Linked DNA regions of Homo sapiens: region 2 is linked to region 1. A link is an interaction called in ENCODE POLR2A ChIA-PET data of the cell type or tissue named here. Cell type or tissue: PC-9. All regions are shown on one strand. Each heading gives the region's core, and the rest is flanking DNA. Links, peaks and the distances in the headings are about the cores only.

Region 1 (4,388 bases), core at 100-4,099:
AGGTTTCTTGTGTACTGGTTTCTGAGAGTAATAATATCTAGGTAAAAGGAGGGTAAATGTACTCTTTAGAGAAGACAAGGGTGTCCGGTATCAACACAAAGAACATCCCTTTCCTTAAGGCATTTTGCTAAGTTCCTTTTGCGCAGGTTTATAGCTTCATAAAAGAGCTGCAAGAGGTCTTAATAATAATAACAATCCATCCAATAATTGACAAATATTTGCTGAGCACTTCTTCCGTGGCAGACATTGTTCTAATTGTTGAGAATACATCAAAGTGCAATACAAACAAAAATTCCTGCCTCTGTGGAATGAGCATTCTGCTAGATAATAATAACGACAGCCAGCATTTATCAGGAATACAGGCACCTTTTTAAAATCTCATTCAAGACTCTCAATAATGCTGAAGAATAAGTATTAAATTTTTACTTTACAGGAGAGGAAACTAAAGCTTAATCGAATCAGTATATTAATAGCTTGCCTAATGTTGCTCAACTAATACATGGCAGAGGCAGATTTGAACTCACACATCTTTGACTGCAAAGCCCATATTATTCCCACAGTTCTAGTATGTTGTTATCATGACTAGTGCCATCACCATTTTACCAATAGTGAAAAAATATACAGGCAGACAAAAAGACTGGAAGGAGACTATATATTCCACCTAGTTGATAAATATAGGACCCAAGTTTGTGATTTCTTTTCCATGGGCCACAGCTCTAGCCTGTCCTTTTTTTTTTTTTTTTTTTTTTTTTTTTTTTTTAAGACAGAGTCTCACTCTAGTTGCCCAGGTCGGAGTGCAATGGCATGATCTCGGCTCACTGCAACCTCTGCCTCCTGGGTTCAAGCAATTCTCCTTCCTCAGACTACCAAGTAGCTGGGATTACAGGTGCCTACCACCATCCCTGGCTAATTTTTTTTTTTTTTTTTTTTAAGTAGAGACAGCATTTCACCATGTTTGCCAGCTGGTTTTGAATGCTTCACCTCAGATGACCCGCCCGCCCCGGCCTCCCAAAGTGCTTGGATTACAGGCATGAGCCACCACACCTGGCCTAGCCTGTCATTTCTACTGATCATTCTTCCTATAGCTCCTTGGCTTTCTAAGTCAAAGAGCTGGCCAGAGCCAAAGCAAGTCCTCTTCTGGGTAATCATCCACACTCAGCTCCCATTTCTGAAGTACTCTGAGAATTCTGTGGTACAGTCGAGAGTGGTGTTCGGAGTGTAATATCCTGACCATCTTCTAACATGAATGATGGTATGCATTTGAGAGAAATATTTCCCATAGTGTGTCCCTCCAGATAGTAATTCCATGGGATGAATAATACGTATTATCAGTTTCAAAACATTTATAGAGTGACATCATTTGGAAAGGTATGTTAACTATGTTTCCTATGCAGAGGTTTTCTTTCTTTCTTTTTTTTTTTTTTGAGATGGAGTCTCACTTTGTCGCCCAGGCTGGAGTGCAGTGGCGCTATCTCGGCTCACTGCCACCTCCACCTCCCGGGTTCACGCCATTCTCCTGCCTCAGCCTCACGAGTAGCTGGGACTATAGGCGCCCACCACCACGCCGGGCTAATTTTTTTATTTTTAGTAGAGATGGGGTTTCATCGTGTTAGCCAGGATGGTCTCAATCTCCTGACCTCGTGATCCACCCGCCTCAGCCTCCCAAAGTGCTGGGATTACAGGTATGAGCCACCGCGCCCGGCTGGGACAGAGCTTTTCAAAGCATGGCAGTATACTCTGTAATTCACCATGAAGGCAATACAGCATCTATTTCTATTTATTCATCTATTCATTCACTCACATACCTAACAAGTATTTATTAAACAAATATTGTGTATCAGGCAGCACCATCTGAAGCACAGTAAATACATTAGTGAACAATACAGATGAAATTTCTGACTCATAGTACTAACATTCTAGAAGAGAGAGACAGACAATAAACAAATAGTTAAGTAAAATGTGTCTATGCATCTAGTTCAGCCTGATTTTTGTTTGTGTTCCAGCCTAATTATTTCTGTTTGTTTTTGAGATAGAGTCTGGCTCTGTTGCCCAGGTTGGAGTGTAGTGTCACGATCATGCTCACTGCAACCTTGATCTCCCAGTCTCAAGCAATCCTCCTGCCTCAGCCTCTTGAGTAGCTGGGGCTGCAGGTGTGCACCACCATGCCTAGCTAAATTTTAAAAAAATTTTAAAACTTTGTAGAAAGAAGGTCTATGTTGCCCAAGCTGATCTTGAACTCCTCGGCTCAAGCAATCCTTCTGTCTTGGCCTCCCAAAGTGCTGAGATAACAGGTGTGAGCCACCACACCCGGCCCCAGCCTCCTAATTTGCTCTGTGATCTCAAGAAAAGCGCCCAGTTGTACCTTTGAGGGTAAAATGAGAGTTAGATTTGTTGTTAGACAAATGTTTCTTCCAGTTCTGACATTGACATTTTTAGATGATATGATCTGTATAAGTGTGTGTGAGAGAGACAGAGTGTGTGTGTGTGTGTGCGTGTCTGTGAGAGAGAGAGAGAGAGAGAGAGATCTCCCATTCCCCCATTCCTATTACACAGAGAAACAATCTGTTTTTGCCCCATGCTGTCATCCTCATCCCACTCAGGGACTAGGGCTTCCTGCATCGAGCAGGATCGTGTGCCTCTTCCTTCTCAGGCCTATTGAGTTGGCAGTGGCAGGAGAACAAGCCAAGGGGGTCCCACCCTTCTTTCAGTGTGCTCCCCGTGCTGGCCCTGCTTCACAGAGCAGGATGCCAGGCACTTGCTTTCACCAATAATGGCTTCATTAGATTGAAAGGAGACGAGAGTGACCTCAGTGAAATAGACTTCCTGACCCCAGCTGACCTCCGACCCTCACCCTGACAGCCTCTAAATCTTTTTCTTTTGACACATCCCCCACAAGGCATAGGCAGGAAGAGAAAATGATGATCCTGCTATAGCTCACTGTCCAGGAACTGTAACTCTCCAGGCGTCCTCTTGCAGTGGAACTCATGACACCCAACTGTGATTTCCTCATGGCTGCTGATCCTTCCAGCAATCCCCAAGTCTGGTTTGTGGGTCACAACCCACACAACTGTCATTCACCTGGTGCCCGTTTGTTTGTATCCAATGATTGTCATATGCCATGGAGGCAGGAGGCAGGTGTATCCAAAAGCTTTCATTTCTCAATGCTACTTTAGTCTGAACCTTGAACCTATTCTTCCCTGATTCTGCAGTTACTGTTTATTGTGTGATGAATTTACACCAGGCATACATCAAATGCTTTGTGTGTATTGTCCCTTTCAGTCCTCAAACATCCTAATATGGTCCCCACTTTACTGGAGAGGAAACCGAGACTTACTGAAGTTAAGTGACTTGTCTCAACTTACGGAACATAAGGGGTGGATCCCAGGTGGAACTCACTCCAATATTCTTCTTCACTTTTTAAGAAATACTGTAGTTCCTCATAAATATGTACACCTACTATGTACCCACAAAAATTAAAAATTAAAAAACACTGTAAAGTAATGAATGCATATGGTTCAATTAATATTGAAAGAATTATAATGAAGTCCTTTGGCCACTCCACCTCCTCCACTCCCATGAAGCAACCACTCTTTCAGCCATTTCTTCTGGAGAACATTTCTATACCTCTAAATAATATGCATGCATGTCTGTTCCTTCATTTATTGATTTTAGATATTATCTATTGATTTCCTGTTATGGTAGATGAGGACTTACCTCTCTTACAGGGCCCATCTCTCCTGTCCCCTTCCTCCCAATGTAGTTAAATAACCACTTTCAACTAAATTGATAACCAATGTTTATGCTGTCACGATTATGGAAATGTTCATTGCATTGCCAAGTAGTATACTAGGTGAAAATTTTCTTTTTTTATTTCTTTTGTTTTTAGAGATGAGGTCTGGCTATGTTTTCCATGCTGGACTCCAACCCCTGAGCTCAAGCAATCCTCCCACCTTGGCCTCCCAAGTAGCTGGGACTACAGGAAAATTTCCTTTCTTCTACCACTTTTTATTTTCCCTGGACTCTCTAACTGCCTTTCTCCGTTTACTGTCTTGTTTGTCATTAAAACATCCTCAGTTGTTTTCTTTCTTTTTTTTTTTCGAGATAGAGTTTTTGCTCTTGTCACACAGGCTGGAGTGCAATGGCGCAATCTCAGCTCACTGCAACATCTGCCTCCCGGGTTCAAGCAATTTTACTGCCTCAGCCTCCCAAGTAGCTGGGAATACAGGCACCCGCCACCATGCCTGGCTAATCTTTGTATTTTTGGTAAAGACAGGGTTTCACCATGTTGGCCAGGCTGATCTTGAACTCCTGACCTCAGGTGATCCACCTGCCTCAGCCTCCCAAATGCTGAGATTACAGGTATGAGCCACCATGCCTGGCCTCCCTTA
Region 2 (4,388 bases), core at 275-4,274, 100 kb after region 1:
AACTGAGGGTGGGTTACTCCAGTGAGTGGCAAAACCTGGCATCTTAACCTTGGTGTCACATGGACTGTGTCTTTTTTTTTTTTTTTTTTTTTGAGATGGAGTTTCGCTCTTGTTGCCCAGGTTGGTTGGAGTGCAATGGTGCAGTCTCATCTCATTGCATCCTCCCCACCTCCTGGGTTCAAGCGATTCTCGTGCCTCAGACTCCCAAGTAGCTGGGACTACAGGAGCACGCCACCACGCCCAGCTAATTTTTGTGTTTTTAGTAGAGACAGGGTTTCACCATGTCGGACAGCTGATCTCGAACCACTGACCTCAGGCGATCCACCCACCTCGGCCTGTGTCTTGATTGAATCCTGCCTGTGGGTTGGCCTCTCTGGCTCTGAGATGTTGGGAGTGGCACCTGGTTTCTGGTGGGAGGGAAGGAGATACTTGGGCTTTGTGTCACCCAGCTGGCTGATGGACGGACAGCCTCCTGGGTAGTAGCATTTTCAGGCTCTAAGTTTGGGAAAGTTCCAGGCTTCTGACTCATTTCTGCATCCCATCCCACCCTCACAGTACTTTCCCAAGCACCACCAGGCCAAAGGTCTCTCAGTTCAGAGCAGAAAGCCGTATACCCAGAGGAGCAGGCAGATAACAGAAACTTCCAGAAACCTCTGTGGAGACAGTGGAAGAGGCAAAAGGTACTGCTGCCTAGACAGCGCTTCCCATTAGGAAGAGTAGCCAGGGAAGTGGAAACTTCAGGCTACCCCCTGGGCTTGGAGCCCTGAGTCTGTCCCCAGGGGCTGACTTCCTGCATTCCTCTAGGGAGTTCCTGACAGCTGGATTCTAGAAGTAGAACTATGAGCTCACCTTTGGCCTCCCTTAGCAAGACCCGAAAAGTGCCCCTGCCCTCGGAGCCTATGAATCCTGGGTAAGGAGCCAGCCTCAGGGGTCTTTCTGTCCCCGCCTCTGTATCCTCTTCTATCCTTCCATGGCCAGAGGACAGTGACTCCTAGTGTCTTGGGGAATACAAAGAAGGGCCACATAGCCTTCCCTGACCACTGTCTTTTTCTTTATACCTTCTTCTGGGGCACCCAACTTTGGATCTGAGCATAAACTGGGTTGTGCTTTTAGTAAGGTATGGGCCCTGTAGGAGTGGCTTGGCATCCCATCTGTTCATTCACTGTTCATTGATTAATTCTGCAAACACAGATGGTCTACGGACCTATCCTGGGCCAGGCCCTGTGTGGGGTTCAGTAAAGGGAATCTTTTACATCTGTCTAGCACTTTCATGTTTTCAAAACATTTTTTACCTCTCTTCCTTCTTGCTCTCTGGAATACCACTTTGAGTCTTTTTTTTTTTTTTTTTTTTTTTTTTTTTAAAGACCAAGTCTCGCTCTGTCGCCCAGGCTGTGGATTGCAGTGGCACGATCTTGGCTCACTGCAACCTGTGCCTCCTGAGTTCAAGCGATTCTCCTGCCTCAGCCTCAGTAGCTGGGACTACAGGCGCATGCTATAACACCTGGCTAATTTTTTGTATTTTTAGTAGAGACGGGTTTCACTGTGTTACCCAGGATGGTCTCGATCTCCTGACCTCGTGATCTGCCCACCTCGGCCTCCCAAAGTGCTGGAATTACCAGCCACCGCGCCTGGCCCCACTTTGAGTCATTCTAAGGCCTAGAAGATTCAGAGAGGTTAAGCAACAGGCCTCACAGCCTTTGCAGAGCAGAGCTGGGGCTGAGCTCATGGGCTTTGCAAGCCTTGTAGTCTTCCCACCTAAGACTCTGCTCTTCACCCCTTCCCCATCCTTCTCCACTGGGTGAAGTCAGACACCTCGAAGCCTGTCCCTTGTCTCACCCCAGGCTGGGGCTGGGATTTGGGGCTGGAAGTCCTCAGGAGTTAGAGGCCCTGCTTCCATCTCTTTGAGCTTTGGCTGAAGTCCGGTGCCCAGAGCCTTATCCCTGGTATCATTCCAGGGGCCCTAACTTATATTTCTTCCTTCTTCCTGCCTGGGTTCCCAGGAGGCGAGGAATCCGCATCTATGGAGATGGTAAGTGTGCCCCGCCCTCGTGCCCTCTTCGCCTCTCATGTGCTTGCACCTCCTACAGTTGGACCGATGGAGAGAAATCACACGAGAAAGGCCCTTGTCAGCTGGAGCAGCGGCCTCCACCGTGTTCTGTGCAGCTCCCATGCTGTCCTCCCTGAGGGCTGGGCTTCCCTCCTGGAAGCTCTCAGATTAGGAGGCCCCATACCCTTGGCACAGATGTTGCCACTCACATTTGAACCCCTTGACCCACTGTGGGACTGGCCAGTGTGTGCCTAGAAACCAAGTGAGGGCCAAGAGATTACCCAGCCCAGGGGTTTGGATCCCAGCCCCCCTTCCCCCTCCAGCCTCCTCCAGTGTGACAGCCTTTCTCCCGGGAGGCCTGTCCACACATTGCCACCCTGACTCTTGTAGCTCAGGCCTTTGGATCCCTGCCCCCCAACTCTCCACCATGGCATTGGCATTGGCCATGCCAGTCCCCCTGGGAGCAGGACTGGAAGAACTCCAAAACAGCCCCATTCTGGTTGGATCCTTGCTCCCCAGCCTTGTGAATTCTCTCTCCTCAAACTCCCTGGGGCACAGTGCATAGGCCGCGTCACACTGGCGAGGGCCCAGGGCCTGAGTTTCCTCTGGGTCTCCGCCCCAGAGCGGTGACCTAGGCATCCCTGTCTGCAGAAGATGAGGTGGACATGTTGAGTGATGGGTGTGGCTCAGAAGAAAAGATCTCAGTCCCTTCCTGCTATGGCGGCATAGGTGCCCCTGTGAGTCGGCAAGGTGAGAGCAGAGGCCTGAAGGGTCTGGGTCCTGGCTGCAGGAGGGGGCCCCAGAGACGGGGCAAGGCCTAGGGAGGCATGGCCCTTCCTCTCGCCTGTTTGGTCTGAGGCAGCTGCTTCCACTCCTGGCTGATTGTGGCAGGGACCTGGCTTGGCATAAAGCCACACAAGCCCCACCCTTAGCTCAGGAGGCCGAGGCCCAGCCCCAGCCCCAGCCCCAGGCCAGGCTGTGGCTATAGTTACCAGGTGTGATATCAGTGGGCTCAGGATTCAGGGTCAGAGAGGGATGAAGTCTGAGGGTAGAGCTCAGCTTCCTGCTTCTGCAGGGCTCTGGCAAGGCCCAAAGTCGCCTAGACAGTCTGCTTAGCTTGGCAGAGGGCTGTGGCAATGCTGAGCTCATGGAGGCACCTAAAGTGGGATGGGGCTAATCAGGGTGGCTTCCCAGAGTGGGGATTTAGCAGGTCTGAGAAAAGGGGAGACATGGGCAGGCAGGGATGAGCCCTGCAGAGTGCTGGGCGGGATCTGGGGATGCTGGGGATAAGGTTAGAACTTTCCACTAGCTCACTAGCTGTGGTATCTTGAGCAAGCAACTTCGCATCTCTCTGTCTCTGAGGCCTCCTCTGTGAAGTGGGCATGGGAACAGCGAGGGCAGCGTGTTGGGAGGATTCAATGAGATGCTCCTCGGTGGAGGGCCCCTGGCCAGCGCCTGTCACGCGAGGTGCTCAGTGTGGTGGCTGCCCATCAGGAGGCCAGCCATAGGGAAGGGCCTGATGATTCTCCCTCAGGCCCCTTCCATTTTACCGGAGGAGGGAATTGAGGTGGAAAAAGAGACAGGAAGAGCCTGGCCTAAGGTTCTGCGGCCATTTCACCACAAAGCCAAGATCTCCTATACCCTGGCTGGGGTCAACTTTCTTTTTTATTTTATTTTTTTTGAGACAGGGTTTTGCTCTGTCATCCAGGCTGGAGTGCAGTGGTGCGATCATGGCTCACTGCAACCTCAGCCTCCCAGGCACAATCAGTCCTCCTGCCTCAGCCTCCCAAAGTGCTGGGATTACAGGCATGAGCCACCATACCCAGCCAGGTCACTTTCAGTAGTAACCATGGCAACCAGGTTCTCTCTTTGAAAGAGCTCCAGGTGTCCTCTCCCTGCTTTCCCCTGTCATCCCCTCCTCTCCCACTCCCAGCCAATATCTGTCCCTACCAAGGTAACAGATGAGGACTTGCCTATCTTATTTTACTTCTCTGCCAGCAGTGTCCTATACTGTCCACTGCTCCTTCCTTCTCAGGACCTCCACCAAGCTCTTAGGCACCAAGCTGCTGCCCTCCCATTACCCTCTGCTTCTAGGCTCTGTCTCTTAGCTGTCATCACCACCTCCTTTTTTCTCTCAGGTTTTTTTTTTGTTTTTTTTTTTTTTGGAGACTGCCTTGCTCTGTTGCCCAGCCTGGAGTGCAGCGGTGCAAATCACTACTTACTGCAGCCTCGACCTGTCAGGCTCAAGCAGTCCTCCCACTTCAGCCTCTCAAGTAGCTGGGACTACAGACACACACCACCATGCCTGGCTAATTTTTGTATTTTTAGTAGAGACAGGGTT

The links. Peaks named below come from ENCODE experiments on the same cell type or tissue, not always from the same donor. Only the 100,000 strongest peaks of a DNase experiment are listed, where the experiment ranks them.
Region 2: POLR2A ChIA-PET joins it to region 1 with 6 read pairs; 8 of 35 experiments call an interaction of 5 or more read pairs at or near these places.

The regions. Positions count from the first base shown.
Region 1 is chr1:26,402,350-26,406,737 of GRCh38, reverse strand. No RefSeq gene overlaps it. Among named protein-coding and RNA genes, the nearest start is that of LIN28A, 6.3 kb to the left of the region's middle. In PC-9, for the core only: no CTCF peak of the experiment used is centred there; DNase peaks (open chromatin) are centred at 1,337 and 1,817.
Region 2 is chr1:26,299,335-26,303,722 of GRCh38, reverse strand. UBXN11 (UBX domain protein 11) reads left to right here. Exons shown (of 15, transcript NM_001389556.1): 2 at 805-910; 3 at 2,001-2,029; 4 at 2,699-2,797. The coding sequence starts at 840. Among named protein-coding and RNA genes, the nearest start is that of UBXN11, 5.1 kb to the left of the region's middle. RefSeq lists an enhancer at 1-1,179. In PC-9, for the core only: no CTCF peak of the experiment used is centred there; a DNase peak (open chromatin) is centred at 442; H3K27ac peaks cover 923 bases.